Regions from separate parts of the Homo sapiens genome. Here region 2 is linked to region 1. A link is a loop called in an ENCODE intact Hi-C map of the cell type or tissue named here. Cell type or tissue: MCF 10A. All regions are shown on one strand. Links, peaks and the distances in the headings refer to the core of each region. The heading gives the core; the rest is flanking DNA.

The links. Hi-C counts contacts between places; a loop is a spot of excess contacts. Peaks named below come from ENCODE experiments on the same cell type or tissue, not always from the same donor. Only the 100,000 strongest peaks of a DNase experiment are listed, where the experiment ranks them.
Region 2: it touches region 1 in a loop (2.7-fold over the local background); 1 of 110 quality-filtered maps calls a loop at or near these places.

Annotation. Positions count from the first base shown.
Region 1 is chr5:180,875,813-180,878,734 of GRCh38, forward strand. No RefSeq gene overlaps it. Among named protein-coding and RNA genes, the nearest start is that of ZFP62, 16 kb to the left of the region's middle. In MCF 10A, for the core only: no CTCF peak of the experiment used is centred there; no DNase peak of the experiment used is centred there.
Region 2 is chr5:180,949,067-180,951,961 of GRCh38, forward strand. It overlaps BTNL8 (butyrophilin like 8), which reads left to right. Exons shown (of 8, transcript NM_001040462.3): 7 at 173-199; 8 at 838-1,840. The coding sequence ends at 1,478. Among named protein-coding and RNA genes, the nearest start is that of BTNL3, 38 kb to the right of the region's middle. RefSeq lists an enhancer at 912-2,111. In MCF 10A, for the core only: no CTCF peak of the experiment used is centred there; a DNase peak (open chromatin) is centred at 1,425.

The sequences.
Region 1 (2,922 bases), core at 127-2,626:
CTGCGCCACTGCACTCTAGCCTGGGCAACACGAGCAAAACTCGTGCAAAAAAAAAAAAAAAGAAGAAAAAAGTGTTGGGAGGATGGACAGAAGCATCTGGGGAAGACTTTGCAGGTGAAAACGGCAGAACTCTCACTACATGACAACTTTGGTCAAGCTCTGAGAGACTTTACCAAACTCTAGCATGGCTTCTAACAGCGTAAGGCCATGTCCCTCAGATAAAACCAGCGTTCCTTCAAGTGCCTGCCTGAGAAAGTTCAATGTGCCAGGGAATGACTATTTGTCTTAGCTAACATTCATCTGGTGATAGGCCCTTGGACTCCCTTACTATAAAAGGCTTACAATTTTAAATACAGTCGTGCATCATGTAATGGCAGGAATACGTTCTGAGAAATGTGTTGTGAGATGATTTCATCATTGTGTGAACATCATAGAGCGCGCTTACACAAACCGAGATGGCACAGCCGGCTACACACCCAGGCTGTATGACACAGCCTGTTGGTCCTGGGCGGCAAACCTGTACTGGGGCTAAAAACCTGTACAGCATGTGACTGCACTGAATACTGTAGGCAACTGTGATATGATGGTGAGTATTTGTGTATCTAAACATATCCAAACATAGAAAAGACACAGTAAAAATATGATATAAATGATTAACAAATGGTACACCAATATAGGGCATTTACCATAAATGGAGCTGTGGCTACTGGCTGGTACAGTATTAGGTGTACCTGAAGTATTTGCTGATGCCTGCCTCTCTGCCTCTGAGGTTTTTCTGGAACAAACGCCACTGTAGTCAGCTGGCAGTGATGAAGCCCAGACATTCAGTAAATTTTAAAGGGGTATGGGATCTTGCCTGCCACTGGAGCAGGTCAGGAGGCTCAAACTATGGCTACTGACCTGGATTAAGAGGCTTTGGGGGTAAGCCTCATGCTTGGTTTTATTGTTGGGGGCCAAATGTTAGGGAACAAGGCAGAATCCTATGTTCACTTCCATCTCTCCTCCAAGTGGATGGTATCTCTCTCTGTGCTATGATACCTGCAGTTGGGGGAGAAGTGATTCAGGTAATTAAAACTGTCCTTTCTACCCTCTCCAATGCATCTTTTCTTATTATGTTACAACCATATACTCTGATCTCTCACCTGGTCTCCTTAGCTCTCATGAAGGTATTTATGTATGTTGCTAGTCATTCTATGTGATGTTTCTGCAGTGAGACAACAGCTAAAGAGTTCTCTTCTGCCATCTTGCTCTGTCCTTCATCCTACTCTATGTTTCTTCAAAGATAAATTATGTGTATTTGAGGTTTACAACATGGCATTATGGGATGCATATAGATAGTAAAGTGGTACTCCAGTGAAGCAGATTAACATATTTATCATTTCAGATAGTTACTTTGTATTTTTGTAATAAGAGGAGCTAAAATATGCTTATTTAACAAGAATTCCTAATACAATACAATTTAACTACTTGACTTCTTATATTGTACATTAGACCTCTAGATATTGATTCTACATATCGCCTACTTTTTATCCTTTGATCTACATCTCCGCATTTCCTTCGCCTCCCTCAGCCATGATAACCAGTTGGTTCTCTTTTTCTGTGTTTTTGAGATTAAATAAGATCATGTAATGTTTTTCTTTTTTTAATTTTTAATGGATTTTATTGGTGACGCTAGTGACTTGCTAATTAGCATGATGAATACTGGAAATTGGCTCTTTTTTTGAATAGAGTCACACTCTGTTGCTCAGGCTGGAGTGTGGTGGCATGATCACAGCTCATTGTAACAAACTGGGTTCAAACAATCCTCCTGCCTCCTCTTCCTGAGTAGCTATGACTACATGATGTTATGGGACTACAGGCATGTGCCACTGCACCTGGCTAATTAAAAAAAATTTTTTTTTTCTAGAGACAGGGTCTTGCTATATTGCCCAGGCTGGTCTTGAACTCCTGGCCTCAAGCAGTTCTCTTGCATCAGACTCCCAAAGTCCTGGAACTACAGGCCTGAGCCCCTGCACCCAGTCACATTTTCCTTTCTGTGTCTGGATTATTCAGTTAGCGTAATGTCCTCCAGGTCCATACATGTTGTAACAAGTGGCAGGATCTTCTTTTCTAAGGTGGAAAAATATTCCATTATGTACATATATCATATTTATGTACTTGTCTTTCTATGGCATTTACATTGTTTCTATATTTTGACTTTTGTGAATAATGCTGCAATAAACATAAGAGTGCAAATATCTTTACAAGGTGGTAAAGAAGAGGGACTGCTGGGTGATATGGTGTATTAATCCATTCTCACGCTGCTAATAAAGACATAGCCGAGACTGGGTAATTTATAAAGGAAAGAGGTTTAATTGACTCGTAGTTCCACAGGGCTGGGGAGGCCTCAGGAAACTTACAATCATGGCAGAAGGGGAAGCAAACACATCCTTCTTTACATGGCGGCAGCAAGGAGAAGTGCCAAGCAAAAGGGGGAAAAGCCCCTTTATAAAACCATCAGATCTTGTGAAAATTTACTTACTATCAGGAAAACAGCAGCATGGGGGTAACCACTCCCATGATTCAATTACCTCCCACCAGGTCCCTACCACGACATGTGGGGATTACAGGAACTACAGTTCAAGATAAGATTTGGGTGGGGACATAGCCAAACCATATCATATGGCATTTCCATTTTTAATTTTTTAGGAAACTTTATTTATTTATTTATTTAGATAGGATCTCATTCTGTCACCCAGGCTGGAGTGCAGTGGCATGATTTCAGCTCACTGCAACCTCTGCCTCCCAGGCTCAAACGATCCTCCCACCTCAGCCTCCCAAGTAGCTGGGACCACAGGCATGCACCACCACACCCAGCTAATTTTCTGTATTTTTGGTAGAGATGGGGTTTTGCCATGTTGCCCAGGCTGGTCTCTAACTCCT
Region 2 (2,895 bases), core at 1-2,500, 73 kb after region 1:
AATTGCAGATTCTGGGGGAGGTGCATTTTGTAGAGAAGCCCCATAGCCTTCTTCGGATCTCTGGAGGGTCCACAACACTCAAAAAGGGTCCCAATCCTTGGTCTTTCCCTTCTCCCTGCGCCCTGTTTCCCACGTGAGCACTGAACTGCCTGCTCTGTCTGCTTGCTTTCAGAATTGAGAGACGCCCGGAAACACGCAGGTACCAACGCCTGAGAGGGTGACAGTGGGACAGAATCTCAGGTGGACATGAGAGGGGGAACTGAACAGGGACAGATACGGGAACACAGAGTGATGCTGAGACCCATCCTGCCTGCAGATGGAGAAACTGGATGCTTGATCGCCCCCAAGGGTTCAGTGCCCCCAGACACACTTCTTTCCCTTGGTCTAGAAGGGGAGAAGACAGGGGCTGGGTAAACGGGAGACGGGGGGGTCTTTGGCACAGTTTCAGGGAATTGAGGGCACTAGTGACTGGTCAGGGGTCTGAGCTGAGGGGAAGGAAGTAAAGTCAGGCAGAAAATTCTGAGTGGGAGGAAGTTAGATAGTGGGGTCCCTCCAGCTCTTATGAATCAAATAGTTTTATGTATGAAGGGACAGTGGCAGGGTTGGGTGATATGCCGAGATTGGGACGTCATATTGAGACATATCTAGACATTGATGAGTCCTCCAGGCTGCACTGGTGATGAGAGGACCTGAAAGGCAGTGTCTGCGGGAGGCTCAGGTCCGGGGCCTCACCTATGCCACCCAGAGCCAGTCTGCAGTGGGAGGGTCGACCTCTTGCTCCAGCCCAGATTTCGTCTTCAGTAACTCATGCTTCCTCTCTCCCCCACCGCACCCCAGTGGAGGTGACTCTGGATCCAGAGACGGCTCACCCGAAGCTCTGCGTTTCTGATCTGAAAACTGTAACCCATAGAAAAGCTCCCCAGGAGGTGCCTCACTCTGAGAAGAGATTTACAAGGAAGAGTGTGGTGGCTTCTCAGAGTTTCCAAGCAGGGAAACATTACTGGGAGGTGGACGGAGGACACAATAAAAGGTGGCGCGTGGGAGTGTGCCGGGATGATGTGGACAGGAGGAAGGAGTACGTGACTTTGTCTCCCGATCATGGGTACTGGGTCCTCAGACTGAATGGAGAACATTTGTATTTCACATTAAATCCCCGTTTTATCAGCGTCTTCCCCAGGACCCCACCTACAAAAATAGGGGTCTTCCTGGACTATGAGTGTGGGACCATCTCCTTCTTCAACATAAATGACCAGTCCCTTATTTATACCCTGACATGTCGGTTTGAAGGCTTATTGAGGCCCTACATTGAGTATCCGTCCTATAATGAGCAAAATGGAACTCCCATAGTCATCTGCCCAGTCACCCAGGAATCAGAGAAAGAGGCCTCTTGGCAAAGGGCCTCTGCAATCCCAGAGACAAGCAACAGTGAGTCCTCCTCACAGGCAACCACGCCCTTCCTCCCCAGGGGTGAAATGTAGGATGAATCACATCCCACATTCTTCTTTAGGGATATTAAGGTCTCTCTCCCAGATCCAAAGTCCCGCAGCAGCCGGCCAAGGTGGCTTCCAGATGAAGGGGGACTGGCCTGTCCACATGGGAGTCAGGTGTCATGGCTGCCCTGAGCTGGGAGGGAAGAAGGCTGACATTACATTTAGTTTGCTCTCACTCCATCTGGCTAAGTGATCTTGAAATACCACCTCTCAGGTGAAGAACCGTCAGGAATTCCCATCTCACAGGCTGTGGTGTAGATTAAGTAGACAAGGAATGTGAATAATGCTTAGATCTTATTGATGACAGAGTGTATCCTAATGGTTTGTTCATTATATTACACTTTCAGTAAGGTCTTTGCTTGTTTATTTCACATGAATTTATTGTTCCCTACTTCAAATCACCCATGAAACAGGCACCTGCTCTGTGCCAGAGCCAGAGGGAAGGTGGCACTTCCATTGCATTCTATAGAGCCCGCATTACTTTCATACCAAAACCAGACAAGGACATTACAAGAAAAGAAAGGAAAACTACACGTCCATATCCCCCATGAACTTAGACACAAATATTCTAATTAAAATTTTAGCAAACTGAATCCAGCAATACATTCAAAGAATAATACATCACTACTAAATATGTTTTTTCTCATATGTGGCTTAATATTCAAATATCAACCAGTTTAATTAACCACATTAACAAACTGAAAAAGAAAACTATACGATCATTTCAATAGATGCAGGAAAAAATTACATCTGTGAGCAAAGAAGCTACACAGATGACAGGCACATGAAAAGATACTCAACATCATAGTAATTGAGACAATTCAAATTAAAACAATGAGATACCATTCCTACCTATTGGAGTGGTAATAAAATTACACAGAATGATCATACCCAGTGTTGGCCACAATGTGCAGAAACTGAAACTCACACCCTGCTGATAGGAATGTAAAAGAGTGTAAAAATGTAAAAACTATTTTGGAAAACTGTATGGCAGTTTCTTTAAAAGTAAACAGTCACCTAACGTATGGTCCAGCCATCCCACTCTTAAGTATTCACCAAGAGAAAAGGAACTGCATGTCTTGACAAAGCCTTGTACCTCAATATTCATAGAAGCCTCATTCAGAATAGGTGAAAGGTGGAGACAGCCCAGATACTCACAACAGATGAGCAGATAAACAAACCGTGGTGCATCCACGCATCAGGCGCTCCATGACAGTCAAAAATCAACTCTTCGGGCAGGCAGTGAAGGGTCGTCACACAGCAGCTGTGGGTGCAGAAGGTGGTGGATTCCATGGTGGAGAGTCTGGACAGAGAGAACATCCAGAAGATCCAGGTGAGCAGCCCGAGGCCCAGCCAAGGCGTGGCCAGGGTGAAAGACAAGAAAGGCGAAGGCTCCTGGCCTTCG